Regions from separate parts of the Homo sapiens genome. Here all the other regions are linked to region 4. A link is a loop called in an ENCODE intact Hi-C map of the cell type or tissue named here. Cell type or tissue: dorsolateral prefrontal cortex. All regions are shown on one strand.

Evidence for each region. A loop is a pair of places that touch in the nucleus more often than their neighbours do. Peaks named below come from ENCODE experiments on the same cell type or tissue, not always from the same donor. Only the 100,000 strongest peaks of a DNase experiment are listed, where the experiment ranks them.
Region 1: a loop joins it to region 4, with 4 times the contacts of the local background. A loop is called at or near these places in 44 of 110 quality-filtered maps.
Region 2: it touches region 4 in a loop (3.0-fold over the local background); 15 of 110 quality-filtered maps call a loop at or near these places.
Region 3: it touches region 4 in a loop (4-fold over the local background); 28 of 110 quality-filtered maps call a loop at or near these places.
Region 5: it touches region 4 in a loop (3-fold over the local background); 3 of 110 quality-filtered maps call a loop at or near these places.

What each region holds. Positions count from the first base shown.
Region 1 is chr5:11,491,983-11,496,982 of GRCh38, forward strand. All of the region lies in intron 3 of CTNND2 (catenin delta 2), which reads right to left. Among named protein-coding and RNA genes, the nearest start is that of CTNND2, 410 kb to the right of the region's middle. In dorsolateral prefrontal cortex, CTCF peaks have their summits at 2,544 (motif pointing left) and 2,745; no DNase peak of the experiment used is centred here; H3K27ac peaks cover 1,841 bases.
Region 2 is chr5:11,717,078-11,722,077 of GRCh38, forward strand. The region is part of intron 2 of CTNND2 (catenin delta 2); the gene reads right to left. Among named protein-coding and RNA genes, the nearest start is that of CTNND2, 180 kb to the right of the region's middle. In dorsolateral prefrontal cortex, a CTCF peak has its summit at 3,016 (motif pointing left); a DNase peak (open chromatin) is centred at 2,994.
Region 3 is chr5:11,617,916-11,622,915 of GRCh38, forward strand. All of the region lies in intron 2 of CTNND2 (catenin delta 2), which reads right to left. Among named protein-coding and RNA genes, the nearest start is that of CTNND2, 280 kb to the right of the region's middle. In dorsolateral prefrontal cortex, a CTCF peak has its summit at 1,922 (motif pointing left); no DNase peak of the experiment used is centred here.
Region 4 is chr5:11,265,084-11,270,083 of GRCh38, forward strand. The region is part of intron 9 of CTNND2 (catenin delta 2); the gene reads right to left. Among named protein-coding and RNA genes, the nearest start is that of CTD-2154B17.1, 480 kb to the left of the region's middle. In dorsolateral prefrontal cortex, CTCF peaks have their summits at 2,358 (motif pointing right) and 2,564; a DNase peak (open chromatin) is centred at 2,378; H3K27ac peaks cover 2,150 bases.
Region 5 is chr5:11,904,418-11,909,417 of GRCh38, forward strand. CTNND2 (catenin delta 2) reads right to left here and starts at 29. Exons shown (of 22, transcript NM_001332.4): 1 at 1-29. In dorsolateral prefrontal cortex, a CTCF peak has its summit at 2,301; DNase peaks (open chromatin) are centred at 134 and 2,295; H3K4me3 peaks cover 1,101 bases; H3K27ac peaks cover 1,147 bases.

The sequences.
Region 1 (5,000 bases), 230 kb after region 4:
AGGACAGCTGTCAAAAATCATCATAACCTTTGCAATGTGAGGAATCATAAAATAAGCTGCTGGGTAATCTTTAAGTGTGAGATGGAAACCGGGTATAGCATTCAAAGCTCATAACACAGAATACTACCATGCACACATCCCATATATCGCTTTATGATGCTAATAAACCACACATGCCCATGTGGCTTCACATGAACTCTGCAACTACCACATGGGGCAGGTAAACGGCATTTTACTGGCATGTTCTCAGAAAAGGTGAAAGCATCAATCCATGGTTACTACCCTGTGGCAAAGGAGCTTTTAGACTGGTGTTCTCGCCTTTACAAGATGGGCAACATTCTTCATTTCCTGAGGTCTTGGTACAAGGAAGGTTTTATTCAGTAGTGTGGGTGTGTCTTACACATATTTGTAAGTATGTGTAAATATCAGAAAATGCATATGTAGATATCTGTACATATGTCTATATATATGCTTTCTGTGAATGATTTTCAGATATCTCTTTCTACAGCTATATATATATATATGTGTGTGTGTGTGTGTGTGTGTGTGTGTGTATGTGTGTGTATCTGGACTTTCTTTCTCCTATCAGCCATTATTCCATGAAAAAGAAATAAACTAATACAAAGTAGTAAAATAAAAATTTCTATACATATTAATAGATATATATGTCTTTATTCACTAAGAGGTATATACATCTTTCATTAATAAAGATATATCTATCATTAATAAAAATATATATTCATTAATAGATATATACATACCTATATTTATTCATGCAATTATTCTTCATATAAATATTAAGAAAAGGCTGGGTGTGGTGGCTCACGCCTGTAATCCCAGCACTTTGGGATGCTGAGGGGGGCAGATCACTTGAGGCTAGGAGAGTAAGACCAGTATGGCCAACATGGTGAAACCCTGTCTCTACTTAAAAATATAAAAATTAGCTAGGTAGGGTTGTGGGTGCCTGTAATCCCAGATACTCAGGAGGCTGAGGCAGGAGAATTGCTTGAACCTGGGAAGCAGAGGGAAGATTGCGCCACTACACTCCAGCCTGGATGACAGAGCTGCAGTGAGCCCAGATCCTGCCATTACACTCCAGCCTGGATGACGGAGTGAGACTCTGTCTCAAAATAATAATAATTAATCTTTATTCATGCAATTATTCTTACAGTTACTGGGTTTGAATGAGTGACCTGCGTGGCCTTGCTTAAATGACCACATCCTGGCCTGCTGTGTGGAAAGCAAAGGGATGGGGTTATGATTCCATCAGTACCTTTCAGTCTCACCTGCAGAATCCCTGAGTTTGAAGTATCAGGGATAACTGAGGTACAGGGGAAGGAACTGAGATTTCAGGCTCCACAACTTCAAGCAACTAAAACTCCATCTCTTGGGTTAAACTATAGGCTGCACTTCTGAGAAAGATTTCACTAGGAATTCTCCATCAAAGCAGACGTGAAAATCATTGATCCTGAAGGTTCCTTAGAGCTGTACACTTCTGCCATTGAATTAACTTAATGTTTAAATGTATTGTAATCTTATAAAGAATGGCATCTTCTTATCTATACATCTGAGCAAAACACAGGCAAGCACAATATTGCTGCTTTAATGGAGATATATAATTGTCTAGAAGTCATGTATACTGGGCTGTGATTTATATATCAATGCAAGACTTTGACAAGAGCTGTTGCCTTACTTAGATTAATTTCAGTTAACTGTCAGTATTCAACAATAGTTAAATTCCATTTAGCAGAATTCTAACCTTCAGACTTCATTTTATCAGAATCAATGAGGTTTTACTTAATGTCTTATTTCAGAAGAACATGCTATTCTTTTAAGAAAAATTTTGAATTTGGCTTTACTAATTTTCTCTATAAATATTTTCAACATAGGAAAAAGGTTAAGGATATGAAAAAGGTTAATTTACTATTATTGTAGATTTGTAGCTGCGATAATTTAGAATTATGAATTAATACTTAAATATAAATTTTTAGATACATAACATTAAAGAGATGTCAAATATTACAGTGATTAAAAAATCTTTTTATTAAAAAATGGTAGAATTTGGGTATAAGGAAAATTATTGAAATTTAAAGGACTGTTAATTCAATATCTATCCCTCAGGAACAAAAGATCTATTTGTGGTCCTTAAGAATATAGTAGTTGTCACAATATCCTGATTAGCAGGTTTCTAAACCTTCTAGTGAATAATTATTACAATCACTGCTAATAGATTAAGTGAACTTCATGAACATTTTCTCACTCTGATGATAGGGTCAATTTGTTGTTATATAATCAAACATGATGGACCTTTTGGTCTCACATGGCCAAAGAGAAGGACAATTTTCATTGGTAACAGACATTTTTTGAAGTTCAGTTTTACCAATCACTTACTGCATTCGTCTGTTTACAAAAAAAGAGAGTGATTTCTCATCTGTAAATACCTATTATAATATGGCTCAAGTACCAAACGTGTGTGAGTGGTATTTGAAAGAAAAAAAAATTTGAAATAAAATAAATACAAATAATTTTCAAAGAGGTGCTGCCACCTTTTGGTTGAACTCCCCTGAAGCATTCGCTCATTTCTGAAAATTTGCAATAAAAATGAGAAATGCTTGATGAAAGGACTGTGAAAATATGAGAATAATAAGCAATTCCATTATGTCAGTATTTCTTATTTGGATGGCTCCCAATACTTCTGATAGGTTTCAGAAAAGAATAATTGATATGAAGTGGTTTTTCCAAATGTTAGTATGGCAGTAGAAAGATCCACTTCAGAAATGGAGAAATGTTCCATGCTTTATTGAGGTCAGCCATATTAATGCTATGCCTCTGATACCAATTGAGTCAATAAAAAAGTAATTTTTATTGTATTGAACAAAAGACCACGAAAGATCACTTATACTTTCTGTTCTCAGTATTCCATTCAGACTCAAATCTTTCATTTCATCATTAATTATTTCTCATATCTGTGAATATCCTTTCACCAATGCCATTCTCTAGATATAGGAGGGGTCAACTTTCTCCTCACTGCTTGACTTACAAGTTCTTTAAAATTGCTTTCCTTCCTAAGGAATCAATTTGCCTTAGTGTTTAAAGAGCAGAAGCCCCTTACGAAATCATTTTGCCACAGTGTGGCTACTTTAGTTGTCATCTGATAAATAATTACACTAAGAGTGTGCTTCATGATTTTTAACAACTGTATTTAACTGACTCTGACTTGAAATTGGAAGTCTTTTTTCAGTCAAATGGTCACCTTTATTAATTATCGAAATATGTGGAATGAATAGAAAGATTAGTAATCATTTACTAAATGCCAAATACTTCACTTTAAAACCTCATCTTGAGGAATATTTAGTAGCATTGCTGATATTTACAGTATTTCTTCTATCCCCTTTAAAATAATTATTTATTCAAATTAATAACCTAAAAACCAAAAACTTGCAGTTTCCAAAATGCACCTGTAGCCTAAAAGAATCAAAGCTAACTATGTGAGCCACAGGCTAATTCTAAAGGACTCAAGTCAACTGAGATTTAATCCAGTTTTTGTACTGGCGTCAACCTTGAACTGCCCTTGAGTCCAGATACAAGCTGAGACCATCACTTCCCCTTGAGATCTGCATATGGGGACTTTGGACTCTTGGCTTATTCTGGGCATCTTCACATTCCAGGAGGCAGTGCAGGGCTTCCATCAACGACTCTTCTTTCTCTTGAACTTCTGCATTCCCACCACTCCCTCTCTCCTGCCTCTGGCAGAACAAGGCTTGAAGTTCAGCTCTTAAGTGACTTTTGCAACAGAAAATCACCGAAGTTCTGACTCCAGCAGCTCTTGCTGACATCTGAGGAGGGTGAGGACACCTAGGCCCAATTTCCCAGCTCCTCTCTGCTCCCACTCCCCCCAGTGACTTCTTCACAACCCCTCAACCCAGTGGCCCGAAAGATGCTTCTCCCACAAGAGGACCTGTGTATCTGGCAGTACCTCAAGTCATTGCTATGATGTTGTTATAATTCTTCTCCTTTCCTCACCCCATGCTGTCTCAGGTCTTTTCCATATTTTCTCACTTGATATCCTTTAACATGCTTATTCTGAATCGGGCTACACTAAATACAAGTGAACACAATCCCCCCATTACCTTCCCTTTTGTCTCTCCTTACCTGGATAAAATAGCACCATGAATACTCTGCCAAGGGTATTTCTAAAGTGCATTCATCTATTGCTGTTGTAAGGCATGAACAAACAGTAGAACCCATTGAAAGCCTGTGTCTTGACCTCAGAACAGTCAGGAATGAGTGGTTTCAGGTGCACCAGGCCAGGGCTGGAACCTCACTGCCTGTCAGCACATGCTGTGCAGCTCTGCTACCATTCAGAACTGTCACACTGAGAACATGTTTGGCTTCCATCCTAAAGATCATTTAGGTCATCAATGTTTTATTGTAAGATTTCTTCACAGGACTAGTCCAATTAGAGCTGCTCTTTATGCACATGACGCAGAAAATAGGGGTGTCCAGGGCAGCAGCACTGGTTATATTGCATTCCATCAGAAAATGCACTTGGGGCTGTGGAGTCCCCCTCCACCCTAAGGTAGGAGTGTGTATGAAATATTACACATGTACATGGTGAAGTTGGGAAGGTTCTACATAATCAGGGAGGCAAAGAATCCCTCATTACTGTCAGTAAAAGGAATTTGCCACAAATTTGGCAAATTTTGCATCTACTTGCATCTATTGATGCATTATATTCCTAAAGCCCTACACTCAGTCAGTTGTTTTGAATTCCAAATTCATTTTCCCATAGAAACAGTGGTATATGTTAGTTCCAAGTTCTGCTTATAAGGTTCTTCAACATCAAAGAACACTATTTGGATTACACTAGCCATAAAGCAGGACTGGTGACATGGTGTGAGAGTGGGACTGGGCCCCACACCTGGGAGAAGAAAGAGAGCCAGCCCCTCCTGAGTTCCTGAGTTTTGACTGCCTGATATCGGCATATTACTGGGCTAGGT
Region 2 (5,000 bases), 450 kb after region 4:
GGCTGGTCTCAAACTCCTGACCTCAGGTGATCCACCCACCTCAGCCTCCCAAAGTGCTGGGATTACCAGCATGAGCCACCATGCCCGGCCAAAAGTACTAGTCTTGATACTAGAAATTTTGTTATGAAATAGTGATTTTTTGAAAAGACAGAAAATGAGTTTCACCTTACTCACTGTATTAGTTTGTTCTCACGCTGCTAATAAAGACGTACCTGGCAGGGCACAGTGGCTTACACCTGTAATCCCAGCACTTTGGGAGGCTGAGGCAGGTGGATCACCTGAAGTCAAGACTTGGAGACCAGCCTGGCCAACATGGTGAAGCCCCATTTCTACTGCAAATACAAAAAAAATTAGCCGGGCATGGTGGCAGGCACCTGTAATCCCAGCTACTTGGGAGGCTGAGGTGGGAGAATTGCTAGAACCCTGGGGGCAGAGGTTGCAGTGAGCTGAGATCACGCCACTGCACTCCAGCCTGGGAGACAGAGCAAGAGACTGTGAAAAAAAAAAAAAAAAGATGTGCCTAAGACTGGGTAATTTATAAAGGAAAGAGGTTTAATGGACTCACAATTCAGCATGGCTAAGGAGGCCTCACAATCATGGCAGAAGGCAAAGGAGAAGGAAAGTCACGTCTTACATGGGGGCAGGCGAAAGAGAGATTGTGCAGGGGAATTCCCATTTTTAAAGCCATCAGATCTCATGAGACTTATTTACTACCATGGGAACAGTATGGGGGAAACTGCCCCCATGATTCAGTTATCTCCACCTGGCCCCACTCTTGACATCTGGGGATTATTACAATTCAAGGTGAGATTTGGGTGGGGACACAGCCAAACCATATCACTCACCATTAATGCTATCAACACCTTCTTAAATATATTCCAACAATTTAAATAAAATAGCTTTATTGACTTCCATAAAATAGTCCAATGGCAATAAAACATCAGGACTCTTGAAATGAATTTCGCACATTCAATTCAATCTCAGTGGTTAAGTGTGAAATTTATTACTATTGTTACTCATGATCAATTAATAAAATAATTTCAATATTCGTATTTGTAGCTACTATGCAAAGAGCAGCTTCCATATTCCAGGCACTACGACAGGCCCTTTCCATTGAATCCAAAAGAAGGAAGATGTCTCAAAGGGGCACAAGGACACTTTGCACAGCATAATTCAAATAGTGGCTAATGTTCTTAAGATTTAATGAGGACTATCTAGAGTCTCCTATCCCACCTTTTGTGAGAATTTCAATTGACCCAAGATTTCTGGAAACCCCAGAACTTCATGTTCTACTGGTCATCTGTGGCTCTGAGCTCCCGCTTCTGTAGGAAATATCTCCTTCTCCATTCACGGACAATAACTATTCTATGTGCTGACTGAGATGAGCAACACAACTTGTTCTCCTTGATTTCCCCAAAGCCTCTTGATATCAGACATTGGCAGGTGCTGGGACTTGCAAACACACTTGTGATCCAGAGGGTTTTAAGTCACAGCAACAAAAATGACCTGATTATCAAGAGTTCTAACACATTTTCTTTTTTTACAAAAAAAAAAATAAGAAAAGTAAGAGAGAAAAAATCTACATCTTCTCCCAGAACACTGAAATGTAACATGTTGAAGTGTTATCAAGGAGCTTTGAAACGCCTCCTGCACTCTCTCTCCAGCGGATTTATAGACCATCTCATGTAATAATCTGTCAATAAGTTAAATTCTGAAAGCTCATTTATTATTATTTTTTCTCTACCAAATATCCTCTCCTCTCTCCATATTTCCTTAGTGACTAAAGAAACTCCAGATTCACCATTGGATTTCCTGATTTAATCCCCAGCTTGAGACTGCATAGTCTTTACTGCTTAATTGTCTAAGAGAGATGGCAAAGAGTAATTCATCAAGCTGATATCAACTGAGGAGCACAGATTTCCATGGGCATCCTAATAAACTAATATGTGTTTGTAAAATGTGTGTTATTATATGCATACATTCCATTACAACACTGAGAGCTAACTGTCTTCATTTTATCAGATAATTAAAATCAGTTTCAGAAATGTTACATAACCAAGGCCGTTCAGTAAGAAAATGCTGGAGGAATCTGAAGTAAGTCTACTGATTCCAAATGTATCACTTTTTCCATCATGCAGAATATTAGCCCACACTCTATGGCCACTTATGAATCAGTCCTTAAAACAAGATGGCATACTTCTCCTTCAGAAGCGAGTGTCACGTAGCTTACTCTGTGTCATGGCAGAAGCCATGAAAATTACCTTATCCTTAAAATAGATTACAGCCCAGTAGTACTGAGTGACTTTCCCCCTAATTAACAAAGATAATCAGATGTCCCACCTCAAGTCCTTACCTAGACTTGTGGTGGAGACAATGGTTCCTAACGCTACATAATAAATTGTCTGTTGTTATAGATACTACATATTTACAAAGTATGGATATCTCAGACCACAGAGGAAAGATTCTTAGCAGGAACAACAACAACAAAACTATATTTAAATGTTGTCAAGATTAAAAAATAATATGCAATATTTATCCTTAGCGATGAAATACTAATAAGTAGATTTTACTAGCTAACAAGTTATATGTCAGAGTTTAACAACATCTATGATTTGGAGAAGACCTTAGTTCATTTAGTTAAATCTTCACTCTAATTTAAGTCCCTCACAGATATTCATTCAGATTCTCCTTGCTTAATTCTAACATCTAGGACTTCGCTACTTCTCTCTTTGAATTTGTGGGTAGCTCTGACATATACACACACACACACACACACACACACACACACACACACACACACCACAGATCCTTTCCAACTTTTTTCGTACCCTAGTATCCTATGTTTCATATGGTAGTTAGAAAAGGATAATATATTTTGAGCATGCTGTGCAAGGCAATGGACGAAGCCAGTGCAAAGAGCTTACCCAGCCACACCCCAGGCTAAAAAGAATTGCATCTCAGCACATTTACTGACAAGCGATGGTACATCTCTGTGCTGCCACCCACTGGTCAAAAGGTCTGTCATTGATTACTGTTTGTCAGTGAATTTCCCAAAGAGACAGCAGCAACTGGCCGTACTTGAGAGTACTTCCCTAAATTTGTCATTTGCTGGCATCTTTGAGACCATTTTTTCCATTAAAAAAAAGTCTACCTTATGAACACATCCCAGAGGCAGATCTGCAGTGAAACTTGCCATTGTCACTAGCAATGTAAACCCCAAACCTATTTGTTCCTTCCAAATATATGGGGGGCTACTTAAGTCTTTGAGTTATTCCTTTCAGGCTTAAAGTTCCTCAAGTTTGTAACTGAGATTCATATCTGGCACAAGACAGAGACCTGCCTCTCCTAAATTTTGACGCTTTATCCTAAGCTCTTCTCAGTTGTACAACAGTTATTGAACAAAAGTTTGGTTCTTCTTTTGCATAACCATATTTGAAGACAGCTCCTACAGCCCCCCTTCCTGTCTCACCCGACCACCCACAATTTGCAAGCCAAGCATCATTGATTTTCCCACCTGCAACATATGTAACTTGGTTTCTATATTCTTCACAGGTGTGGGTATGCTGCCGCGACTCATGTTTGGGAGCTTATTTTGTCTACTGACTAAATATATTGCTAATATTTTTAAATATAATATTTACATATTTTAAAATGTGTTGTTGGTCTGCCATGGAATTTTTTTGATGTTCTTAGGCTCTGGTCTAGCAGTTCATTTCAGTGTTACCTCAGCTCACTATTCTGCCTATAGTCAAAAAAGTCAGAAAACATCAAGTGTTGGCAAGGATGTGAAGATATTGTAATCCTCATAAAATACAGAAACAGCCTGGCGGTTCTTCAGAATGTTAACCTAGTGTTGTCATGTGACCCAGCATTTCCACTCTTAGGTTTTTATTACCCAAGGGAAATAAAAACATATGTCCACACAAACTTGTACACAAATATTCACAGCAACACTATTCCCAATAGACAACAAGTGAACACAACCCAAATGGCCATCAATGAATGACTGCATAAATGAAATGAGGTGTATCCATACAGTGGAATATTATTTGGCAGTAAAAAGTAATGAAATCCCGATGCATGCCACAACATGAATGAAACTTGAAACATTATGATAAGCAATATAAGCCCTTTAGAAAAGACCATATATTTATAATTCCATTTACATAAAACAATCAGAATAAGAAAATCTGCAGAAGCAGAAAGTATAATAGTGGTTTCCTGGAGTGACTGTGACTATACCAAAACCACATAAAAAAGGGAACAGTATGGTATGTGAGTAAATCTCAATAAGCTGTTTTTTTTTAAATTCACCCCAGGCTACATAGAATCGTAAGACTTAGAAGTAGAGAAAATGGTCTAACATGACTGATTTTTTATAAACATGGAAAAAATGAGTGAATTGGTTATCTACTGCTGTGTAACAAACCACCTCAAGATTTACTGACTTGAAATTACAACCACCATCTGCTTTGGTCCTCTATCTCCAAATATCAATGAGGACAGATGGCCTCTGCTTCACACAGCATTAGCTGGGGCTCGGGGCTCCACTGCTGATGGCTCACTGGAAAGGTTGCTAAGTCAGTGCTGGCATCAGCCAGGAGTTCAGATGGTGCTGCATGCCTGGAGACTGCGTGCCTGTCCACATGGCCTCTTTACAAGTGTCTTGAGCATGTTCACCTCATGGTGACTGGTTTCTAAGAATGAGCATCTCAGAAGAACTAGGCAGGAGGTCTACTTCCCTGTAGCCCTGGTCACATGCATTCCCTTCCACCATAGTCCTAAGCCTAACTGGAATGAAGAAGAGGAAATATGGAGCTCGTCTATCAACGGGAGAGGATCAGATTCTCATCACAAGAAGGATGGGAGACATAGGAAATTGTGATCTAGCACTCTGAAACAAGACAACTTACCATAGTGAGTTTTAGGCTAAGTTTATTGTCACAATTCCCCTGTTTACTTCGCCTTCCTGCAATCTTTATTTGTGGTCCACATTTCTA
Region 3 (5,000 bases), 350 kb after region 4:
ATGGAAAAGGGAATTCAAGTAAATATAGTAATAGATGGTACACTGATGGCTAATATCTATCCTTCAAGGGCTGCTAAAAGTTTTGGCTCCTTTATTTTTCACGTATTTAGGACTTTAACAACATGCCCTATACCTTCATCATTCTCTGCCTCCTCTACCTAACCCTATCAGGCTTTTTTTTTTTAATACCATTCATATCTAACCATACCAGCTACTTGTGTCATGATGTCCATTTCATGTCATTTGAAAAATCTCAAAGGAAACTCTCCATCAATTACTGACCCACAATCCCCTACACAAAACACTTGGAGCTAGACGTATTTCTGAATTCAGAATGTTTGAATACAAATATATTACTATAACTACACTGTGGAATCAAAGAGAAGCACTTAGGATCAACACGTTAAAGTTTCTGCAAAAATATGCGCAATTTTGCTCACAGTTAGTGAGATTAATAAAACTATAAAGAGCTGCATGCTAGTTCAGGTCAGGTTTGGACCCAAAAAGGAAAAAACTTCTGGCCACTTGTGTCCTTAACATCTTGCTTAGAACAAGCTGCTAATTGCTCCTAGGAAACGTCTTCACAACATTCACTACACACTCATAAACCCACATACATGTCCACACAGGTGCATGCACATATATCTTATAGATTTTGGAGTCAAATGATAATAAATGTAATTTGGTAAAAATACTACTTAAGCCTCTTATTTTTCCACACCTCTGACTATCCGAAATTTTACCAAGAAATAATTACCACTGCATGGTACAGTTTACCATAAATTGATTTTTTTCACAGTCATGTCACTTTATTCTACTCAAAGCAAACACTTATGATTATTACCCAATCAATCTTTCAGGAATTAGGCGAGCTTAATTTTACATATATTGAGTATCATTTGTATACTCATTTTATATGATTTTATCCGATTATTGTATCTATCAGATATTCATTCTCAGCTAAATGTAAAATACATTTGAGGAAACATAATTAAGTAACTAGAAACCATATTCTGTTTACCTCCATTTTTAAAAAATTATGCAACTTTGGAACTTGTGTGAATTCAAGAAATATATTTTGCAAAATTAATCGACAATCATTTTTAAAAGTTATTATGTTATTTCTGAAGTTTTGTGGTGTATGACTTTTATTTACATGCACTAAAAACATAAAAGTCCTAAAAATAAAAACAACTCAAAATTATTCTCAGGCCAGGCACAGTGGCTCATGCCTGTAACCCTAGCACTTTGGGAGGCCAAGACGGGAGGATCACCTGAGGTATGGAGTTCGAGACCAGCCTGGCCAACATGATGAAAACCCATCTCTACTAAAAATACAAAAAGTAGCCAGGTGTGGTAGTGCATGCCTGTGATCCCAGCTACTCCGGAGGCTGAGGCATGAGAATCACTTGAACCCGGCAGGCAGAGGTTGCATTGAGCTGAGATCATGCCACTGCACTTCAGCCTAGGTGACAGAGTGAGACTGTGTCTCAAAAACAAAAAACAAAAACCCCAAAACCAAAATTTATTCTCAGTATTTTTTCTTTCCTTTATCTGGCACTGCATGCAGTCTGAGAGTACAGTTGATATGTAGTCCTAGTGGGTTACTCATTAATTAGTCTTTTTAAATCCTATGTACAGGAGTCTCTGTTGATCAGAAGCCATATGCACTCTCTACATGGGTTGTAATAAATATATTTTAAATTTCTGAACTTGTTTGCATGATGGCATAGAAAGAAGTTTAGATAAACATTCCAAACAGAAGGCATATGCATTTTGGCTTGGCTGAGTTTATAAAAATGACATGATCTAAAATATCTCAGTTTCTTAATGCTGCACAAGTAGCTGGAAATTTCTCTCACTGTACTCATCCCAGCTAGAGTCGTAACCCTTCTCCATTAACTACTGGTGCCATCTGTTGGTATGAAATGAATGGGCATCCAGATTGGTGGGTATTTAAATCACTCACAGAAGAAAAATCATGTGATTCACCTTATTATCTGACCTGTGAAGTTTCCATCATACTTTAGTGATTAGATATTTTCAAATATGTTTTCAATAAATGTTTAAAATAATGTATGAAATGCATTTCAATATCAACAAAAAGCATTTTAATCGATGATATTTTGCATTTCTTGATTTTAAAATATAAATCTTAAATAAAAACTTTGAAAACAGTAGCTTCATCATTATTTTTGGTATTCTTTCCAAGAAATGAATAATGGCTAATAGGTATCCTAATCATCCTTTTTTATTTTCTGTAATGCTGATGTTTTGACATCTTGGGACCTGGCTGACCTGGAAGGGACAGCTCCTGCCAGTGCTTGTGTACCCCTAAAGAGAGTAAATGACCAGCCCAACAGCCTACCTTTCATATGCAAGGTAACCAATCCAGTGCCCAATCACATCACTGCCTCCTCTACAGGGCTGTCACATTCAGGACCAATATTCCCCTGCCTAGTCATCCCAGGGGCAGAGAGCACACAATCCAGGACAGCGCCTACAGCCCACAGCCTGCTGAAATTATTCAAACTATCCAAACCTAAACCTGTTTACCCAGCCTTATTCTTCCTTCATACAGAAAGCCAAATAAAGGCGCTTGCCCACATTTCCCCTTTGCTCCCTCTGCCTCCTGACTGGCCCAGTGCTTGTCCGTATAGCCTGGAATATCATGGGGTGCCCCTCATTTTGGGAACTATGAGTAAAGAACTATCTTTTAATAGCAGTTGTCTCCTGGTCTGTTGGTCTCACAATGCCTGAGTTATAATAAAACTTACCTTTCAAAACAATAGGTCACTGGGTCTATTATCTGTTTTGAAGTCCCCATGATTATAACCTGTGACATCCTGGGCTCTTTATATCTGGAGGCTGGAGTTGTTCTTCCTAGTTCCAGGCAAAAGTGCCAGGTGACACTTAGCCTAGTGGCTCGGAAGCCTATTCCCAGAATTTCTGGATGTCGAATACCTGAATAGTCTATTTAGTGCTCAGGGCATATGAACCTCAACATGGCCCTGATGGAACACATGACTTATTAGCCAAAATGTGGTCTGCTTGACCCTGTCTGTCTCATGCCAGAGATCAAGAATAGTTGTAGGTCCTGGCTCACTGCTGTTTACTCAGCCATTCTCAGGAGTCTCCTGAAAGAACGGTGTATATGTGAGTGGATGAGTATCTGCATGTGTGTACACACACACACATGCATCCATCTAAAATAATTCTGCCATATTCAAACATATAAAACCAATATTTAAAACATTATGGAAAATAAGTATCAGATTTTAGACTACCACATTTATACTTCTTAAAAAGTAATTTTGTAATATGGATACATTGGTGGATAATTACTGGTAATATTCTGGCAATGCAAAAAAATCTGTTCAGTGTAAATTTCATGTTGATTACATTAATCATTATATTTTATTTGTAAGTAGGTTTGAATTATCAAACATAAAAATTTTATATTTCCAGTAGCATCTTTGCTGATTTCACTATTGAAAATTAATGCAGAGTTGATTCCAGATTTTTCATTTATATTATATTAGAGGTTTTTGTTAGATCACAGATTTAACTTTGGAATTTGTATTTTTGGTTGAGAAAAAATCGTGTAAATGGCATGCATTTGTAGCTTATAGAAATACATTTAAATCATTTAAAAACATGAAAGAAATCAAATATAAATACATAACAAATACAATATGGTACAGTTTATTTTATTTAGATGTTTATAGATAATATATCAAAATGCACTTAGCTTCCTTCATGCAACAAAAGAGAATGTTGTAAAAAGGTGACTCTGGGTAGGAAGCAGCTTTACTCCCAACCTTTAGCATTAATATCTTGGGAAGAGTAAATTATCTTTGTTATATGTTTCCCATCTGAAAATTTTAAACATCTAAGCTGTCTCCTAATGCTAAGGATTGCCTCATTAAGCATATGTAGGCGGGGCTGTCATAGTTGGCTGATTCTATAAGCTGTCTTGAAGCACTTTCCTTCCCTTGTCCCAAACTCTTTGCATCTTGCAAATATAATACACAAACAAAATACAGTATTTTTAGATGAAATATTCAGCATCACTTAAAATTAAAACTAAACTCAAATTTGTCAAATGGATGCTTAAAAATCCAAAAAGATCTAAGTATGAGTAACTGGGACCTGATACCAGGTTTATCATAATGCTCACTAAGAAATAAGACAGAAGAACATCACCCCATGCCTTCTTTGGGATTTACAAACAATTACCCAACATAAATTTCTGGTAAAAAATCATGCAAGTTGTTCCTCAAGGTCTAAAAATACCTTAAAATTAGGATTTTTCTGTAGAAGTTTATAATGAATAGATTCTGTTTCCTAAGCTAAGATTTAATTTAAATGAAGACCAAAAAGTAAATGAACTTATTTTCTTGCCAGCATAAAACAAGATGACTGTACCCTTGATTGAGGGTAAGAAACTAGCCAGCTTAATATTAAACATCAATTGCATGCAACTACATATAATAGGTTTTGCAATAAACACAATAATAATGTAAGTGTTTTGACTATTTGCTGTAAGAGTTCTTATCAGAAATGGACATCTCAGTTATATTCATATGGGTTCATAAACTGAAGAGTTTTTGATGATTTGGTCGTATTCCAAACCATTCTAAAAGGTGCAATTGATTGAACTGGCCATGCAGTTAAAATGGCTAAAATGATCAGATTGACTATAGCTCTGTCAGGTGCTTATCAGAAAAACACGATCTTACAGAGGCAAATCTGCCCCCACAAAAGCATGGCTCAGAAGCCATTCCTACCTCCATACAAACCTGGACCCTCAAAAATATATTCTGAAGTATTCATTTATATCCTGTCTACTTCAAAATGGAGTTGAGACAATTATATCAAGGGAGAAAGAGCCCTAAAAGCAAACACGCAAGTAAAACTAATATCATTCACATTAATTTCAGAATGATTAAAACAACTGTTTTACCCCTTAAGCATGTAAGATTTCCACTTCTTAAATC
Region 4 (5,000 bases):
ATCTTGGCAAAAGAAAGATATCAACAAGTTCGAAGCAAAACAAACACAGGCTAAATTGTATTAAATCAAAAAAACTGCCATAAATGTTCTAAAGAAGTTACATATGTTAGAAGATTCAGGAAATTAAAATTCAGAGTTATTGAACATTAGTGTCTCAAACAATCTGTGTATAGGACTGGAAAAAATAATGTACATGAGAGAACAGAGGAAACAAAAATCTTAGGGAATCAGTGAAAGCTTGATGTACATCTCAAAGTTTCTGGTGGTTTTCCTAGCTGAAAAAACAATTAAAGGGATTTCTTTCAAGTTTCTGGGGCACACAGGAGAAACCATGAGGGTGATGTCCCACAACACAAGCCCTTCTTTTGCAGGATGGTCCCACCCTCTGCAAAGCTCCTCTCCACACTGCAGACGGGCCTTTTACTTGCCCCCAAACCATACTCCTGTATTACTCAGTAGCGTTTTGCTGAATCTTTTATTCCCTTAATACAAAAGTACTCCAAACACTCTAGGAGCGTTTGACTGAGTGTTAAACTGTTCTGCTCAGAAGACATATAGCATTAAGTTGTCCAAAATCAGTTGCAAATCACTCAGCATCACTGTATGTATTCTCTATTTTTTTTTTTTTTTTTTTTTTTTTGAGATGGAGTCTCGCTCTGTAGCCCAGGCTGGAATGCAGTGGTGCAATCTTGGCTCACTGCAACCTCCGCCTCCCAGGTCCCAGTTCAAGCAATACTCCTGCCTCAGCCTCCCGAGTAGATGGGATTACAGGATCGCACCACCATGCTCAGGTAATTTTTTTATTTTTAGTAGAGACTGGGTTTCACCATGTTAGCCAGGCTGGTCTGGAACTCCTGACCTTGTGATCTGCCCACCTCAGCCTCCCAAAGTGCTGGGATTAGAGGTGTGAGCCACCAGGCCTGGTCATCTCTTTCTATTTTTTAAAGTACCTTTCATTTACTGGTTCAGGTAGTTTTGATCCATAAAGACAAAAATCCACATTACTAACAGAATTTAGAGATCTTTAGTTGACAAAATAAAATAACTTTTTCGTCACCTAACTACAGCATGATGTTGATGCCTCTCAGATCCTTCAAATTAATAACTCAGACTCAAAAGGTATTGCTACCACTTGGGCTTTGTTTGAATTCTAAGTAAAAATAATTTATTTCCCAGAATACAGCTTTAGTTGAGCATGGCAAAATCACACTGGGCCAATGGATTCTCGCCTCATTTCCATAATTATCATAAATACACACAAAAGCATAAATAAAGAATAAGGAATTAACTTCACAAATATACTTGGAACAAGACATAAAGCTGCAGAGTGTCACCACATTTAACTCTCTGCTGTAATAAGTGCCACAGACAAATAGAGTTAAATGGGTTAATTAGTCACCAGTGGCCATTTTAATTGCAGTATTGAAAATCAGGCACAAATGCTAGAAGAATTCTCATTACAGGGTTACCTGGGCTTTCATGGGAGGGTTCGCTTGGGAGAGCGGCATCTCTAAAACATTGTGGAACTGATTACATCTCTTCCTCCCCTTTACCTTTCATAATTAGCTGTACACTATTAAGTTAATGCACATTTATCTACAACAATTCAATTCAGACTGCAAGAGAGAATCTTTCTAGTCTATAATTACACTCCAGCTTAATTAGCATAATTTCCACTGCACATATTTTAATAAAGAAGCTGCCATTATGGGTTGGCTTCAGAAGTGGAAACTCTTCCAGGGAGATACAAATGCTTCCTACTCTCGAACTGCCACAAATGCAAAGAGACGACCTAAAGCTGACTTTCTTTTTTGAGACGGAGTCCAACTCTGTTGCCCAGGCTGGAGTGCAATGGCGCGATCTCAGCTCACTGCAACCTCCATCTCCAGGGTTCAAGCAATTCTCCTGCCTCAGCCTCCCGAGTAGCTGGGACTACAGGCGCCCGCCACCACGCCCGGCTAATTTTTGTATTTTTAGTAGAGATGGGTTTTCGCCATGTTGGCCAGTCTGGCCTCGAACTTCTGACCTCAGGTAATCCACCCACCTCGGCCTCCCAAAGTGCTGGAATTACAGGCGTGAGCCACCGTGCCCGACCTGAAGCTGACTTTCCATGAGACAGTACTGTTGGGAAGGGCATGCTTCTGCAGGAGGGGACCTGATGGATTCTCCCCACGTGGAGCTAACGGCTAATCCTCAGTGATGGCTGATGGCTGGTGATGGGTGATTTGGCAATTGGGCTACGTGGTGATGGGGTTTGACCTCATCAGTCTGTAAATGTCTCATCTGAGAGGCTTGAAAAACATTTCTACAGTTTATTTTGGATCTGCCTCTCCAGGGGAAAGCCATTTGAGTGCCTGCAATCCAGCCACCACTAGATGTCACCAGTCATTAACTGGGACACAGATAAATGAGCCCTTTAAGATATTTTTATTAACTTGAAAGACCTAAGCAACTGGTTGTCTTTTCTGCAACTCCCTTGTGTGGGGGCCTGTTAACAACGAGGGAACCAATCTATTTGCCCAGCCCTGAAATGGCAAATGCCCACCGTGTGATTTAAAAGGACTGCACACACTTTGCAAATGTTAGAAACCTGTCCTGATAATAACCAGAATTGTCTGATATAAAGGAAAATCTTCAGTTCTAGTAGCTCATTATATTTTGCACAAACATCTGGCTATTCAAATAAAGTTCGCAAAAAAGATTTTGCCAGTGGCATTAATGTTCTTACTAGATCCCTTAGAGAGAAGAATGAGAGGCATTTTGCCTCCTCTGAATTTCCTGATGTTGAACGTGAAGTCATAGTATGATGCACAAGAAGATGGGCTTTGAAAAAGAGTAGGAAATCATCGCTGTCATCCAGAAAAACTTTAATGAGAAAACTAGAAAGGAGGCAGATGGAACAAACCAATGATTGTTGCGAAGTCCCAAAAAACTGTTTCAAATCCAAAAGTGGCAATGGTAGAAGGTGTGATTCTACCAATGGTTGAAGAGACCTTGAAAGAAGTAGGGGTTTTTAGAGATGCTAGACACCAGCATCATTTCTGGAAAATCCAGGTAGGTGCCATGAGGCACGGAACATGTGTCAAACATTTCCTTTTCCACATGGATATTTAAAAATGTAAACATTTTTAAAAACCTATTTTGAGTGAGTTTAAATAGTAATTTCAGTAAGGTATCTTCTCAGTCACCAAAGATTCGATTTAAAAATAATGCAACAGCCCAGGCACGGTAGCTCATGCCTGCAATCCCAGCACTTTGGGAGGCTGAGGTGGGCAGATCACTTGAGGCCAAGAGTTCAAGATCAGCCTAGACAACATGGTGAAACCTCATCTCTACTAAAAAGTACAAAAAATTAGCTGGGCGTGGTGGCATGCACCTGCAGTCTCAGCTACTCAGTGTTGGGGGCTGAGGCACGAGAATTGCTTGAACTTGACCTGAGAGGTGGAGGTTGCAGTGAGCCAAGATCATGCCACTGCACTCCAGCCTGGGTAGCCTGGGTGATGGAGTAAGACTCTGATACACACAAAAGAAAAAATAACATAAAAATAACATAGCAAATATATATATAAAGTACTATCACACTATAATGGTGTAATGGATTAAAAAATGATGTAATGAAGACTCATTTATGCCATCACAATCTGCATTTTTTTACCACAACACTAACCATTTAGAGCTCATGTGCCTGCAGACAGTTACTTAAATTTGTACTTATGTCTTCAAAATTACGGGTAATTTTTTTTCTTTTAAAACAAGATGTTCATTGCAGGGAGCAATGTGCACACTGACCCTTTTAAACTCTGCCACTGTTGCAAAGGTTTTCAGTAGGATTCTCATAGCGGTCTGAAGAGATAGGGAATGTTAGTTAACAAAACTGAACTGTCCTCATTTCAACCATGCATAAATGCTCACTCTGTTCCTTTTACCGAAACTTTTCCTTTAGAAATACAACAACACAGCTAAGAGCATGGCCTCTGGAGGCTACCTGCCTTGGCTTGAGTCCAGCTTCTCTGCTTACTGACTGTGAGACTGTGGGCAAGCTACATTAGCTCCCCGGGATTTAGTTTGCTCAGCTGTAAAATGGAAAAATAACAGCAGCCAGCTTATAGAAGTGAAGAGGAATGAATGGGGGAAAGCGAGGCAGTGCGCTTTGAACAGCGCTTACCCCAAGCTAGTGATACTGAATCACTCATCTTTATTTGCTCCTTAGCCTTCAAAAATGTAAGAAAACAGCTTTATAACACTTTGGGGCCCTTGATCTGCAAAACTTCTCTTTGAAATCTATTCTCGTTTATTATAATAGAAATGCTAGAAAATAGTTTCCTCTGATTTATTGATCTTACCAAAATAGATACAGTCTTTAAAAACAGCACACTGTCTCTTCACTTCAGAAGGATCTAGATTTCAGGCTACATTTGCATTGTATTCATACCTAATATTCAACTGGACCACAGCACGTATTTAACTCATTGTACTGTAATGGGGTTGAATGAACTGACATAGATTGCTATGTTTAATATAAAGAAATCAGTGCTTCTGGCTCCACAAAGACCACATGAATAGGAAGTTCACAATAGATGGTTGGCATAAATGTCAATATTCACAAAAAAGGTGCCTCTCTTTGAAACTGCTGCCAGAGTTCCTCTCCAGACTTGTACTTTGGACCCCTGCAGAATGATTTTTACAGGAGTAAAATCCCTCCCCCCTCAGAATATGCAGGACATCATCTGTATTTACTTCAATATAACATAAACCAAAAGGCAGACCTGGTCAGAAAGTTAGATGCTTCTCTAGAAAAATTATGCTAGTGATTGAAAACGAAAAAAACACGGAGCCTTGAATTGCAGGATTATGTCAACCCTGGAAATATTAATCACATGACAATTATTTTTCAAAAATTTACACATGTATAAAACAACATTCACAAACATTGTATTTCACCAATTCTTAACTTCAAATGGGAAACAAAACTTTGTGGCAAACTTCAGTTAAATTTGTGT
Region 5 (5,000 bases), 640 kb after region 4:
GCCCCGCCGCCGAAACCGGCCCCGGGTGCGGAGCATGCCCAGTGCCGCCGCGAGAGCGGCGCTTCGCCGCGCGCGTTCCACTTCTCCTGGTTTTCGCGGCAGCAGCGGCAGCCGCGGGAGAGAGGGGAGGAGGCCGCGGGTTGGGAGAGGGCCGAGCATCCTTGGGAACGCACGCCCTGGACCTGAGATGGGTGGATGCTCCGGAGCTAGGCGAAAGCTGGAAGGGACCCGGGAAGGGATGGAACCCCAGGTTACTCCGCTTCCCTAATTCACGTGCAAGGCGCTGACAGTTGACTCTGGTGGGGCAGATGTCAGCCTGCAACAAAGGACCAGGGTGCGAGGGGTCCTAGAGTGGCCAGGTGGGTTGGGGGAGGGAGGCTGGCGGAACGTGCTGGTGAGCGCAGGTAGATGCTCTTGCAGATCCTGTGATTCCAGAGCTAAGGAGGCACGAAGTCCAGCAGAGGTCTTCTCCACAGCACCTGCCCAATCTTGCCATCACCTTCCCTGTTCAGATGGCATGTTTTTGGCGGGTAGTGAGGGTTTCTCCTTAGGCAAAATCACTTCAGATTTGAAACTGGAATGTCTGTAAACTTCCTGCAAGAAAGACCCTTGCCCAGTCTGGAACTTGAGCAGATTAAGTTCTCTCTCCTCCCCTTCTTGTGCCACCTTGTCCTCCTCTCTTGGTATCTTCTGCTGCATCTCTGCCACCTTCTCTTCCTCCTTTTCTTCCTTATTTCAAAGTGAACCACTCCCCTGATCCTTCCCCACAGTCTTCCAGTGCATCTCGCATTGCCTTCTTCACGTTCAAATCAGTTTTCCATATCACCTCCTGGCTTGACTGCTCCTTGACCCCATCGGGACTTCCCCATGCGTAGCCTGCTGTGAAATACAGCAAGTGGAATCACCGTATTCAAAGTCTTGTTGAAAAACGAAACCCAAAACATGTGCCAAGGAAGGCCTCTGGGCCTTCGCCCCTGTCCCTCTGATTCAGCAGCAGTCAGGACGGGGCTCACGTCTGCTGCATTCACAAGCCAAGCCAAGCAGGGCACAGCCTGCCCAGGGGCCAGGTCGAATGTTCCTCCTAATTATGCCACGGGCATGACCCTGAACACCGCAGACTGTCTGAGGTTGTGATCTCCTCCACCCCCCCCACCCCCCCCACCCCCGCAGAGCTTGTTTCTGAAACACAAATAAGCATGACAGAATGCAGGAAATTGTAATAAAAGGGATTTGGTGCTTACGATTCTCAGTAACATTGTGCTTCTATTTTGTGTTGAAAGAGATTATCCAACAAACTTAAATGATTTGAATATTCAAGTCTATTCTTTATTATACTTGGGAGTAAGTTGAAATATAAATGGAAGTAAGAGTGAAGGAGAAAAGCGGTACAGAGGTTAAATAGGTAACAAATAATTGCTAGGAGGAGCAGATTAAGCAGACTATTGACAACAGTACAAATGTTCGCTTTTATTCCTCCTACCCCAGGTGTGGACATGCACACACAGGCTTTGTCTCACCTGCAAAAAACAGTTCTCCAAGCTAACTCCAAGTGTCTTAAAGCCAGTTTGATATTAAAATATCCTGAGTCCTGTGAGGGAAGACATGCAAGACCATTTTTTTCATCACACGTTTAATTGTAATTTTTATCTTAGTTCTCAGAAAGGCAGTTCAATTACACTGAGTACGTGGTACAAGACAAATTAGCAGCACCATATCCATTAGGCCACATTATATTTCAAGAGATGTTCTTAGTTCCCACCTGAGCTTCTGTCAGTCTGCTATCGTTTGGTTTTCTCTTTGCATCTTCTAACTCAAGAAGTCAGTGGGGAGGTGGAAAGGGAGATGAGGGGACATCAGTTACTCTTTAGATTAAAATGGAGGTAGATGTGTAGATGCTATCCACAGGTAATATATGTGTCTTTTATGCCTGATATAGATCTAAGTAAAGAAAATAATTTTCTAACGTTTTTTAGTTACTATCGAGATGAGCAATGACAAATTCTATCAACTAATTGTGTGTCTGGGAAATGAGCTGGAGGCAGTCCCTACAGATACTGTTGGGGCTGGGGCTGGTGTGATATGGTTATTTAGGAAGCAGAGTGGTAAAGTCCAATGTCCTGGACTGCTTTGATTTCATTTGCTCAGTGCCCCATTTCATTGAAACATTTATGACTTTTATTATTCTAGAATAATTTGTAACTTAAGATATTATTCAATTCACAATTAGATAATATTGAAAAATAAAGCAAAATGAACATGTATAATGTTAGATCTTGGAACGACTCACTGCTGCCATCTTTTGCCTCCTGCTTCCGATAGTTCCTATATAAAGGAATATTCTGAATCCTCAAATTCACTATGAGACTAGAACATTATTAGTTTATTATTTTCAAATTACAGTACTCAATGCTCAGTGAAAAACCTTCATTGTATTTCTTCTGTTTATGCATTAATAGAGTTATCTGATACAGAAATCACATATAAATACTAAATGCTATATCTCTTGATTTTTCAAATCACTTTTCAAAATTTGAAGCAAACGTTTTTATATGGAAGTGTAACTTAACTTTAGAAATAAAATCTAACAATTCCAAATATTTTTTATAAATGTATGTGTCTTATTTTGTAATTCAAAGTATGTCGATTTTAGGAGAATGGCATTCTTATTTAAGTCACAGCTGTTTCAATATGGCATTGTTTGTTGCTATTGAGATTCAAATAGAAGATAATATTTTTGTAATTTTTTAAGTGAATTACCCATTGATAAACAATTGAGAAATTTTCAAATTGGGAAATGAAATCAGGTGAGTGATTATTGTTGCTGTTCAGCATTTAAATAGGGAGAGTAATGATACTTCTTTCAATTCACAATTTAAATTTTAAAGCAAATTACCTGAAATAGTAACCCAATAGTGTCATCATAAGTACATGTGTGTATATATTTGGGAGGCTAACACACACTGTTTGCTCTTGATCATAAAAGTTATGATATTTGTTACCTGAAAGTATCTCTAAGTTTTTGAAGACTGTAAAGTAGTTAACTAATTTAAACTAACCATTTTAGTTAAGATCAACGTGTGGGTCATTTCACTATTTGATTGCAAACTTCACATTTTCACTCAAATTGCCTTTTATTATTGCTGCAACTCCTATGATGGTATCATTCATTCATTCAGCAAATGTTTATTGAGCATCCATCCGCTGTGGTTCAGTATTGGCCAAAATTTGGAGAATTAGTAGCAAACAATAGAGAAGACAACAAATTCCTTATCCTCCCAGAGTTTAATTATGAATTGGGGTTATGGGGGAAGCAGAAATTGAAGCACTGCAGAGAGGTAATCACCACCAGAAGCTGAAATGAGGAACACAAATGTCCTCATTTCTTCCTAATTGTCTGTGTGCCTCAGTGTATTGGCTTCCTGTTATGGGAGGAAAGTTCATCTATATTGGATTAAGCCGTGGTGGTTGGATTCTGTTACCTGCATCAAATTCAAGCTCAAATTGAAATATATGTTATCTGTAATGTCTCCCCTCTGCTCACTATAGCTGTTATTACTGTATTTCCCCCACAATGTATTTCCAAAAATTAAAACATTTTTTCAACAAAGTGAGTAAATGAATATGGTCTAAATCATATGTATTAGAAGATAAATTAAGGAATAATATAAGACCAGTTTTTTATTGTCACTGACCAATAAATTCATGTTCAAAGCATTGCACAATGAGTCCACCTCAACGATTTTTATACTGTCTCCCAAAATGAAATACCTCATTTTCAGTCTTTGTTCTCCTTAATGTTCTCTACCCACTCCAGTGTCACTCTCAAGTTTGTACAGAATACACGTTCTGAAATTGATTTACTCATTAAAATGAAATCCTTGAAGCTCTCATTTTATTACCCATAAATAAGCCAAATCTTGCCTCTTGCTTTGTTGTGAAAATTAAATGAATGAATCAGTCTATGATAAGCAAATGGCTCTATGCCTGGCAAATAGGGAGCAATTAGTAAATGATGGTGAACATGAGTCATGACATTAGAATATCTCTTTCACCTCTGCTGTTTTCGTCGGCTTGCTATATCAAAACACACTTATTATCTGATTGCGCATATCTTATTCAGTCATCAAGACACCTAGAAGATACCATTTTGCCAGTGAGCTTTTTCATATTCATTTCTTTCAAATAATCATTAACTAAATTTCTCCTACATGCAGGTAATTATATCATGCAGACTAATCATGAGAATTTACAGGGATCTCCATTTGGTAAACTGGTTGTGTTTCATGCTTTCACTGAATTTTTAGGAATTTGAAAATACATCACATTCAGATTACAGAGTCAGGTAGCTTACCTTTTTGTCATATTTCATCATGTCTATATATTTATATGCTTTGTCTACTCCATACAATGTGTTGCTTTAGTTTATATGTTGATAAAGTTATCTAACATTATTTTCCATATTCTCTGAGATTGTGTCTATGTACATAGAATATGTATGTGAGCAGTTTGATTTTCTATTTGTGAAGTATATTATACTTCTATAATAAGCAAAAATCAATGTTTCACAAAATCTTTACACAAATGTACTCTAACATGAAATGTTCAATTATTTGAAAAAATCATTTTCGTTATGATTCTGCAAAGATTAAACATATATTTTGTTAGGAATAGGAACTTAATGAATTTTTCAAATCATTGAGCATTTCGTGTTAGAGTATGTTTGTATAAATATTTTGTTAAACATTTATTTTTGCTTATTAGAGAAGTAACAAGTTCTCATTTAAAAAACTTTAAAAATCAGAAAGTTATGAAAAACATAATTCTACCACCCAGAAAAAGTATAGTGTACAAATGCCTATCCTCTTATTTACTTAAAATTACATTCCTACACTTTCCCATTCCATTTCTCAAACTTTTCTAAGGTTAGATTATTCTTTATATAATGAGTTTTCTGTTTTATACATTTTGACTGTTATCACATGACCTCTCCCGTGGTAAAT